Linked DNA regions of Mus musculus: region 2 is linked to region 1. A link is a loop called in an ENCODE intact Hi-C map of the cell type or tissue named here. Cell type or tissue: heart. All regions are shown on one strand. Links, peaks and the distances in the headings refer to the core of each region. The heading gives the core; the rest is flanking DNA. Region 1 overlaps Tbc1d2b (TBC1 domain family, member 2B). Region 2 has its middle 49 kb from the start of Gm39398.

What was found. Hi-C counts contacts between places; a loop is a spot of excess contacts. Peaks named below come from ENCODE experiments on the same cell type or tissue, not always from the same donor. Only the 100,000 strongest peaks of a DNase experiment are listed, where the experiment ranks them.
Region 2: a loop joins it to region 1, with 10 times the contacts of the local background. A loop is called at or near these places in 11 of 42 quality-filtered maps.

The regions. Positions count from the first base shown.
Region 1 is chr9:90,205,937-90,211,317 of GRCm38, reverse strand. Tbc1d2b (TBC1 domain family, member 2B) reads left to right here. Exons shown (of 13, transcript NM_194334.2): 11 at 1,465-1,650; 12 at 3,424-3,545. Among named protein-coding and RNA genes, the nearest start is that of Adamts7, 46 kb to the right of the region's middle. In heart, for the core only: a CTCF peak has its summit at 4,638 (motif pointing left); DNase peaks (open chromatin) are centred at 3,327 and 4,657.
Region 2 is chr9:90,406,793-90,412,173 of GRCm38, reverse strand. No RefSeq gene overlaps it. Among named protein-coding and RNA genes, the nearest start is that of Gm39398, 49 kb to the left of the region's middle. In heart, for the core only: a CTCF peak has its summit at 3,183 (motif pointing right); no DNase peak of the experiment used is centred there.

The DNA.
Region 1 (5,381 bases), core at 253-5,252:
CCATGGTCCCTGCACGAGCAGACCAGAGCCTGACCTCCAGGCCTGGCTTTGTGCTTCTCTTCACCCCCTTCTCGCCGTTGGACCTCTCACTGTAGGGGTCTCATCCTAAAGGTGCCCTGGGGCACCGCTGCTTCTCCTCTTTCCAGTCCACTCCTGTGCCCTGTCTCAGAAGCCACGTCTTTGGCCTCTTAGTGGCAGGCTCAGAAGTGGGGTGTTCTGAGCAGCTTTTTGTCTCACTCACACAAAGCTGAGTTTCCTTTGGCAGTTACCGTCAAGTAAAGTTCCGCACACCCACTTCCATTTTTCTGTTTTCATCAGTTTGGCCAGGGGGGCCTCGGCCGTCCAGTCTAGTCTTCCTGTTGCAGCTAGAAGGATGGATCTAGAGATCAGGCTTCACTGTTGGACACCCTACTGAAAGCCTTAGAATACTTCTCCTTTCTTCTCTGCTGTTCGCAGACTAGGGATAGAGAAGGTGGTTTTGCAGACTGGTATTAATCTTTGCATGTGTCAAATAAAACTGATCAGACGTGAAGAAAATGCATGAGTCCACTGTGCTACCTCAGTGTTGTTCTCTGAAGCTTGTTTCTGCTGCCTACACAGAGAGAGGGGGAGATGGGGGGGGGGCTTTGTATGGGTCCCACAGTAGGGAAAGCTCCTTGGTGTGGCCTCTCAGCCCTCTTCCTAGAAGCCCGATCCCTGCCGCAGTTATGCTAATCCACTTGTGCAGCTGCCCCTCTCACCTCTCCCATTCTGTAGGTCATCCTTGAACCCTGTTTAGCCTTCTGCCCGACACTGGCAGCACTGACCAGTCGCCTGACCTAACATGCAGAGGCTATAGCCCCCTGTGGCTGGTCTGTCTTGCAGTAGTTTACATGTCTCTTTTAATGCTCACAGCAGCACAGTGGGTAAGTCAGCTATCTCTGCCTATCCTTCAGAAGAGTACAGAACTGTTTAGAACATCCTTTGTAGGTGGAACTAACTCGGATTCACCTGGGATCCTCTAACTCGCGTGTTCTTTCTGCCACCCTGCCCTGTCAGACCTGCTCACTGCATGGTGTGAGCAGTCGTGTTCTATTTCTTGTCCGGCGCTCATGCATCTAAGACTGCCTGTATTCATAGGAGTGTTGGCAGGCTGACACCAACCTACCAGCTCTTTTCACTAGCCTGCTTCCACATAAGATGCTGAGTACAGGAGCTGCTTTCAGGCTGGAGACCATTCCCTTCTCCCCATACCCTAGGGAGAATGACACATAGTAGTGGCCTTGCAGAATTTTCGGTCAGCTGCTCCTGAGACACAGAGCAGCCTGGCTCTATGATGTGCCCCACATGGACATCCAGAAGAGCTGTGTTGCTGCACGTCCCCACGGGCTCCACCCTCTGCTCTCAGGTGGCACAGCTGTTCTGGCTTGCTTGCTTCGTGCCCTGCCAGACCCCAGGCCTTTCCGCCCTCTGTGCCCTCTCCAGGTGGACCAGCGGGTGTTCAGAGACCTCCTGAGTGAGAAGCTGCCTCGACTGCACACCCATTTTGAACAGTACAAAGTGGACTACACCCTCATCACCTTCAACTGGTTTCTGGTGGTATTTGTGGACAGCGTTGTCAGCGACATCCTCTTTAAAATATGGGACTCTTTCCTTTATGAGGGACCAAAGGTGAGTGGGCTCTGCAGCTATACGCACTCGTCGGACTGTGACAGGCTGTGTCAGTAGTGGCAGAATGGCTGATTCTCCTGGAGCTTGTGAGGTTACCACAGCACCAAACTTACCTCCCTGTGATGGGTTCCTGCAGGCCTTGGGAAGCAGCAGTCACATGCTCATCCGTGAAGACCCTCAGCCTGAAGCTAGGCATGGTAGCTCCCAGGGAGAGCCTGTCACAGAGTAACCTAGCATGATGCTCAGTAGCTGAGTGGGCCAGCCCTTGCTGTGCTCATACAAGGCCTCTAGGTTCAGTCCCTGCCCTCCAGCTGCCCACCCCCCCAATACTGCACTATACCATAGCACAGCACACCAAAAGTAAACAAACAAGTGGCTGGTGGAACAACGTAGCAAGCCCCTCCGACCTCTATAAACGAACAAATAGACACACTAAATAATAAATAAATAAATAAATAAATAAATAATGTTAAGTAAAAATAAAAACTAAACATAACTAAGAAAATATAGTAGGAAAACAGTCTGTCTCCTCAATTTATATGTTGTCTTTCATGTTTCTTTTTTTCTTTATTGGATACTTTATTTATTTACATTTCAAATGTTATCCCCTTCCCTGGTTTCCCGTCCAGAAACCCCCTAGCCCATCCCCCTTCCTCCTGCTTCTTTGAGGGTGTTTCCCCATCCACCCACCACTCCTGCCTCCCCGCCCTGGCATTCCCCTACACTGGGGCATCGAGCCTTCACATATTTCTTAAGCGTTGCTTTTAACTTTACTGTGTCTTGGAACTAGTTCTGTGTCAGCACATAGAGAACCTGTTTCGTAACTCACTGGAGTTTCCTCGTGCACCATAGCCCCTGATGGTGGCCACTTTGGTTGCTTCCAATCTCTTGCTGCTTCAGAAAAAGCTACACCCAGCTCTCATGGGACTTTTCATCTCTCTGCATGTGTGCAAGTGCATTATAGATTTAGCCCAGCATTGCAGGATCAAAGGTTGGTCCATGGGTAGCATTGAGGTAACAGATGACCACTCAAAAGGGCCTTTTGCAGTCACCCCATATGCAGATTCAGTGTCCAACACAAAGCATTGCCACTTTTATAGTCTAATTTGTCATTAATACAAAGAACTTTCAACTAGAATCATAAACGCTGCTCCTATTGGGCCATAGGTGAAGAGAACCATGAACAATTTAACCCTATAAATACCACTTACTAAGTATCATACAGTGTGGGCTAGAGTAGCCATTCAGGGCTCTTAGATGTGGAAATAGCAGTTTGTTCCAAAGCTGCCTGAACTTGTAAGATCACCAGGAGTTCACTACCCCCCTAGCCTTCCCCTTAGTACCCCAAAAGCAAATCAGCAAAATCCACTGTTATTTCACCATATTGAAAAGGCGGTCAGAACCAGCCGAGACTATGCCTGGCTCTGGAGTTGGCAGTTTCACATTTTCAGTCAAAAAAGCCCAGGTTTTGATCTTATGTAAAAGTGGTGTCTAGATATGTATTCTTTGTTGACTACAAAGGTTAGTTAGCCAAAAGTGAAAGGATTCCACAAGTCAGTCAGTCACCTTACCTCCTAGGAACACGGCTGCCTTGTCGGAAACCACAAGTATTTGTTTTATTGTACCTAAGGGCCTTGTCCAGTCCTGGAAGTCACCCTTCGGTTCAGGTGTCCGCCCAAGGGCAGGGCCCTCAGGATACTTCCTCTAGCCAGCCCCAGGGAGAACTTCAAAGCCCAGCCTCGTGCAATTACCGTTTCCCTGGCTTTCCTGCAGGTTATTTTCCGTTTTGCCCTGGCACTTTTTAAATATAAGGAAGAGGAGATCCTGAAATTGCAAGATTCGATGTCCATATTCAAGTATCTGCGTTACTTCACTCGGACTATCCTCGATGCCAGGTGAGTCCACAGGCTCCTCAGACTCGGGGTTGTCCAGGGTGCCGTGGTGCTCTTTCCTAGAGAAAGAAATGGGAAGGGCCATGTGTTACAGGAGTGAGATGGTAGATAAAAAGACAGCCCTGAGCGCTGAGGTTTCCAGAGGGAACATGCCTTTCCTGATCCACAAACGTAGTGTGAGGAAGCCCAAGCCGTGCCTCAGGGATGCCTTGGGGCACAGAGGTGCTCAGAGGAAACATGTTTGGGAACAACGAGAGGGGCCACCAAGTTTGTGCCCGGCTGCTGGGGCTCATGGCTACATCCTAGCCTGGCTCCTTAGGCCGTACTCAGGAATTTTAGCTTCATTCTAATCGTAACAGAATGTCACTGAAAGATAAGAGGATTGAGGCAGGACCAGCCACTGGGAGGGTAGATGGTGACTGTTGAAAGTCCCCAGGAGGAAAGGTGGTGGCCCGGAGTGGGGTGTCCTGAGAGGTGGAGAGAAGTGGGACAGATGGAAGAGATTGGGGATTTTGAAATTGAAAGAACCCTAGGTTTCCAGCTTGAAGAGGAGTCATGAATCATGTCCCCACATGTATACACACACACACCTTGGGCCACGTGGCTATTTCTTGTCTGGGCTGCCATTTTCCCTAGGCCACAATTAGTGGCTGCTCTGGTTCCAGCAGCTGGGGTAGACCTTGGCAACGAAAGTAGTTGGCAGAAGCTATACCAGGTCTCTGGGAGGTCGTCGCTGTTTTTAGGATCTTTCTCGTAGGGAGTACATTTTCAAGATGGCTTTAGGCTTAGTGCCTAACTAAGACTAACTGGATTTGTGCCCAGTGAGAAAGGGCATCTGAAAGTGTTTGCTGTGCAAGACTGGTGAAAGGTTCAGGGTGAGGATTGTGTTCATGTCGCATTGGTTAAGATTATTAAGAGTAACTGAATGAATTCCCACATGACAGTGGAGAGCATTTTGGTTCCAGAGATGGATTTGCCTCACCATGACACTCTTAAGGGGGATGTCAGGGCTGCCTGGAGATAAATCTTCCTCCTCTACTTCCTGTCACCATTGGACAGAACAAGGCAGCTCCCATCTTGCCTGATCCTACAGCGCCCCCTGGTGAATGGCTCATGATGCAGTTTCCCCTTTGCTTTAGAAAGTCAAGGCCACAGACCAAGAGCTCCCAATATGTACATGAGGTCCTGGTCCTATTCCCCCTGTCCTGCAACCTCCCACCTCCTGGGAGGTTGCTGAGGTTGCTGGTGCCTTTGTTCCACCTCCACACTAGAGTTTCAGTATTTTAAGGAGCTGCCCATACTAGCTGTCTGAGGTGAGGCAGTTCCGCAGACTAGACAGGTCTTACAAAGTGGTCAGGCGTTTCCATAGCCAGGTGCATTCAGGAGACACCGGACGATGCAAGATTGAACTGGTTGGTGGCTGCAGGGTCCATGAGAGGCTGGGCATTCAAGGGCAGTGTCTGGGTTCCCCTATTTTGCAGCCCGGGCCATGTTGCTGTTGGCTCTTTCCAACTAGAGGAGTAAAGGAATAATGCCATACCCCCTTTTTCACTTTGGAGCAAGGCCTGAGGTTTCTGGCTTACAGAGCCTGTGGCTCATGTAAGAGAAAGGACAGTGGTAAACTCCTGGATCCCAGTCTCAGTGGCATACCCCAGCTAGCTCACAAGGCTGGGCCTGAGACACAGCTGGGCCTCGTCGGGCCTCTCATAACCTCCAGTACTTGCCTGTCCTAGAACAAACGCATGGAGAACTTGGCCTTTAAAGAAGGCAGGCCAGTCTCACCTTTTCACTTCCTTACAAGAGAAGCTGTTGGAATATAAAGATGAGAAAGGTGCATAT
Region 2 (5,381 bases), core at 305-5,304, 200 kb before region 1:
TACACAGACATGTTTGCAGGTCAAACAACACTCATACATAAAAATTTTAAAATATTAATGATTTAAAACTACAGTTATGGCAATAATATTTAAGGAGTGGATCATGAATTTGAGACAGAATAAGAAGCATAAGAGAAATAGGAGGGGCAAGAGAAAGATATAAATTATGTGAATGCTGTACTCATGTGTGAAATTCTCAAAGACTGTAAATTTTAAAAAATAGTATTAATACAGTTCAGGAATCTTTTACTCAAAGACCCAATGAAGCCTAGATATGGCTAAATTTTTAGCCAACCCGGATCACCTGAACTTGATCCCTGAAACCTACATGATAGGAAAATAAGACAAACTCCAGCAAGATGTCTTCTCGTCTCCACACAGACACAACTGCATATCCATTTCCTTCCAAAAATAAATGAATAAATATTTTTAAAAATTAATGACTAATGACTAACTGAGCAAATGTCTGGTAGCAAAACAAGGTGAAAAGCTATAGTGTTATGAAGAGAGAATGGAGATATTAGAATGGGAGGATTAAACTGGATGAGGCTAGGAAAGCAGAGTGAAGGAGAGTCTATGGAAAGGGACAGCACAAAGGCCTCTTCTAACAGAAGCCCATGACTGTAGATGCTTCACAAAATATGCACATATATAAAAGGAATTCAAATAGAGACAGCATAAAATTCGGGAGACAATGCCCCAGCTAGGTATCTTACGTTGACAAGTAAGACCTCTAGTATCAGGAACAGGTTGCATCTTTTTATTAGCCAAAGGGATCCCATGGATCCTCAGAAACACAGGCTACTGCCAAGGCTATTGGTTGCTCTGTGCACAGGGTTCCACTCTTAACCAAGAAGATATTTGCAATATGTATCTGAGGACAAGAGTAAATCTGTTCTCTCCACTGGAGTGCTGCTGGATATCTCAACCACACTCTAAGGTAGGCCCCATATGTAGGAGTAGTTGACTAATACAAAATGAACTCCGTGTTTTTGTTTTTGCTTATTTTGGGTTTTGATTATTTTTGTTTTGTTGGTTTTGTTCCAATTTGGTTTTGTTTGGGCATTTTATTTGTCATATTAGCTTTTGTTTTGAATTTTATTTTCATTCTTTTTTATTTTATGTATGTGTTTGTGTCTTGCCTACAAGTATGTCTGGGCATATGGGCATTGGATCACCTAAGACTGGAGTTGTAGGTGGTTATGAGGCACCCTATAGGTGCTGAGAATCAAACCCAGGTCCTCTGGAAGGGCAGCATCCTGTGCTCTTAATCACTGAGCCATCGATCAAGTCCCCATCATTGTTGGTTTTTTGAGGGTGTCATGAAGTTGGGTGGGTAGAGAGATAGTACAGATCTCAGAGGGATTGGAGAATGGAAAACATGATCAAAATATACTGTATGGAAATATAAACTTCAAAAAAGAGAAAAAACATCTTGAAAGAGTTCAAAAATAAAAGTTATCTCAAGGGATTATCCTATCATTTTAATGCCAGTATTCATGTATAATTTAAAATGATAAGCAAAATGGCAAAATAAAGTGTTCTACAGACACCAAATTATCAAATGGTATTTAATATGGAAGAGTAGTACAACGGAAATACTAACTTGCCATTACATTTCTTTCATTTCTAGTTTACCCTTTGTGCTTCACCATTTTACCCAGTAAAAATAACTATCAAGAGACTGGAGGCCCCAGGGAATTTAGAGGTCAGATGGGTAGGGGGTGGGGACATCCATGTGGAGACAGGGGTGTGGGAGGAGGTATGGGATGTGGATCAAGACAGGTCGCTAACAGCATAGATTACTAATAATATTGTGCTTGTCCATAGTACAGCCCTTGATATGAAAACTGGCAATTATCTCCGAGATAAGTTCAATATTTGGCTACATAAAAAGCTTCAGGCCAGCCTGGGTTACATGAGATCCTGGTACTTCAGATGCATCACCCAAAAGTCTCTCAGCAGGAACTGACCTGAATGGCTTCAACTTAAGGACTCATGGTACCAAAAGATGTCATGCAAGCTTACAAAGAAAGGAAGCAATCAACAGCGCTTTCCAGCTACAATGACTCTGAACCACAAGAACAACCAGCATGGTATCACAATCCCAAAATAAGGGTGCAGTAGTGGCATGCACACCTTGGCTGTAACCAACCTCTCTATAATTGGACATAGGAGATGCTCAACAACACCTTGCTTTTACTGTATTTTTAGACTTTAAATAAGATGAGAAAAGGAATCCATTTTTTTACTCTAGATGACATCACCATCATAACATCATTTGGATGGCTCACTCTAGAATTTACCTAAAGCCAGTACTTTACAAAGCCAAACCATGAAGACATTGGTGAGCAAAACTGGACTTACAGATCTTCTTCGGCATCCTAGAATGGGACAGGGTGACTAAAGCCCAGGCTGGCATGCGTTTGTTTGTTTGCTTGTTTTTCTATTTGAAAAGATAGCAAGGCAGTCTTCCTAGATATCTCTCATTGGAACTCCAATGTCTGTAAGCAGTAGAAAGGACAAAGAAATTCTTTCAGACAGATCACACTGACACATCCTTCTAGGAGCCAGTCCTTGGGACTCCTACTGATAACTTTATGGAGTTAATCACTGACTGCTGGCTCTAGAGAGACTTCAGGAATTCTACCGTGGATGAGACTGAGTGTAAGCTCTTATCCTGTACTCATAATCTCTTCTGACTAGTAAGAAAGGTCTTGTATCTTCTGTCTCAGTCTTCACATCACACTAATTTAAAGTGAAACAGACCATTACCAAGATACAGCAGTACTTCTTGTCTGGAAATACCTGTTGCTTTCCAAAAGGAAAGTTTTGTGTAGCCTTAACATTAAGTTACTAGTATGGCTTGAGACAATTTAAAACTGTAGATTCACTCTTCTTTCCTGTGTTCTCGGCTTTCTAGACTTAACTTGCTTTTAAGAAAACAGAGTAACCAACCTTACCCTGCCTTATTCTCCTCATGTAGTCTATTTTTATAAGCTAAATTGAATGTATAGCTTTAATCTTATGTTATACTCTCTCTCCTTTGTGAAGTGTATGTGATGTGGTAGCTAAATAAATCTTTGGCTGAAAGTAATCTTAAAAATACCGAATAATACTATAAATGTTGGCTACAGGTATGTCGGTAACATCAGTTTGCAGTTGCCTGTGCTATTCTGGGTCAGTAGGGGTCAGCAAAGTCACTTCTTACCTTGGAAAACTGATTAAAATAATTCAATGGTTCCTTATTCTTTTTCTGTATTATTTTTTTTTTGAGCTGCTCAGTAAATACATATTATCCTTGTAAAGGGACACATGGGACAGAGAGTTGGTTACTTCACAGTAGGTTTGCTCTTGGCTTTAACAACCTGAGAGGAAGTTTAGCTTAATGCAGCATTGCACAGCTGGTACCCAGTATGAGGAATGACTCTTTCCTGAACTCAAAGAGATTCCATGGCAGGACTGTCCCAGAAAACAGAAAATTTGGCCACCCTATTAGTAACCAGACAACAGGCAGGCAGGGAAAGTACCTTTTACTCCTCAGGATATTATTTCTTTCTTTCTTTCTTTCTCTCTCTCTCTCTTTCTTTCTTTCTTTCTTTCTTTCTTTCTTTCTTTCTTTCTTCCTTTCTCTCTTTCTTTCCTGATCTTTTCTAGGTCCAGCCAATCTACTTCCACTTTTTACTTCTGTCACAGGAATCAATATTCTTTAGAGAAAGATTCCTCATTCCTTCCCAATACTGTGTTTCAGGTGTTGTTCAAGAGATAAGAGAGCAGCTCTTGTTAGAGGGACAGATGGAAGACACAGTGATACCTTGTCACGTCTGATTGCACTTAGTCTAAATTATCCCAAGAGAAAGTTTTTCTTTGATGTGACACCACCACAACAGGGTATTTAGAATGTGGAAATTTTTGGATACTGATGTTGGTGGACCTCGATACCTATGCCAAAGTCTTTGAACAAAGACTGAATCTTGCCATACTGTCCTAAGGCCAGCCTCATACTGCTCAATAATCTCACACTGTCTAGGATCAATCCTGACTTAAATTCTAGAAGAAATGAAGCCTCCATTACATTTTGATCAAGGACCAAAGGCTGGTGCATTGAGAAGGCATATTATTGACACCATGACAGATCTCAATTCATAACAAATGACCTGGGAAGATTTACCAAATGAATGACAGACATACTGCTCCCAGCAGCATTGGGAAGCAGTCACACCCTTTTGGACATGTGGGAAGTCATTCTTAGCCTAGAGACAGACAAACATTTAGTTCTATTTACACTGCCTATTTAAGTGGCCATCCTTCCCCTGTCCCTTCTGAAACCCTGAAAGAGCAGCTCAGGGAGATGCTAACGCACAGGAATCTCACCCCTTGCTATGTCACTCTTGGCAAGGCATCAATTCCCTATCTCTCTAGACCAGCCAGGTCCTCTCTGGCCTTATATCTGGCCAAGAAGTCCAGTACTTTATTATTCACTCATCAGTTTTCAGACTACTCTTTGAGATGTGCTGGGCCCCACACATCCTTCTGCATGGGATGGGTGTTTACTTTATTCTATACCACCCCAAATTATAGGATCCTAAACCACCACAAAAACATCAAAAGAAGATAAGAAGGTCTATCTCTCAAGCATCTGGCTCTTCTTATATTGATCTATCCTTTCACAAAAAAGGTTAGGAGGAAGCTCATAGTCCTTCAGGCGTGGAAGCATAAGAGATGGGCAGATCAAAAGTGAACACATCAGGGACTTGAACAATGACCTTCAGTGAACATGAACTGCTGCATCCTAGGAACATTGAATCAGATTATGTCCATTGTCCTCCACGAAGCTGGGGCTGCCTCTCTGCACATAAAGCTGTAAGATTATAGGATGAACAGATGACCCTCCAGCAATCTCTTCCATTTTTTATTTTGATGTACATATGGGATTAGCGATATATAGGGTATAAACAAAGCTATTAGGACCATTATAGAGGGCCATACAGTGGCACTGATTCTTTTTGTCAACTGAGGGAGGTGAGCCTAAATCCCAGATAAAGCCATGCTGACATCTCCCTCCCCCATGGCCAGAAATGCCCTTCTTAACAACGGGTTTACAAATGAAGGGATAAAAGGACACTCTACCAAATTCTCTCACTTGATTTTTCCAAAAGATAGGAATCAAAGCTTCTATGATTGTCCTATCCCTAAGATGGCCTACCTCTTGAAGAACTGGGAGCTGAGTGGGGGAGGGGAGGGAAGTAGGTCTTCAGAGCATCAAGAAAATAGTTTTTTTCTTTAAATAGGAAGTGTAGTGCTTATCTTTGTTAAGTTTTTCATTTCTATTTACATACACGCATACAACCTGATTGCAGGTACAAGTTTTCAAGAAGGCA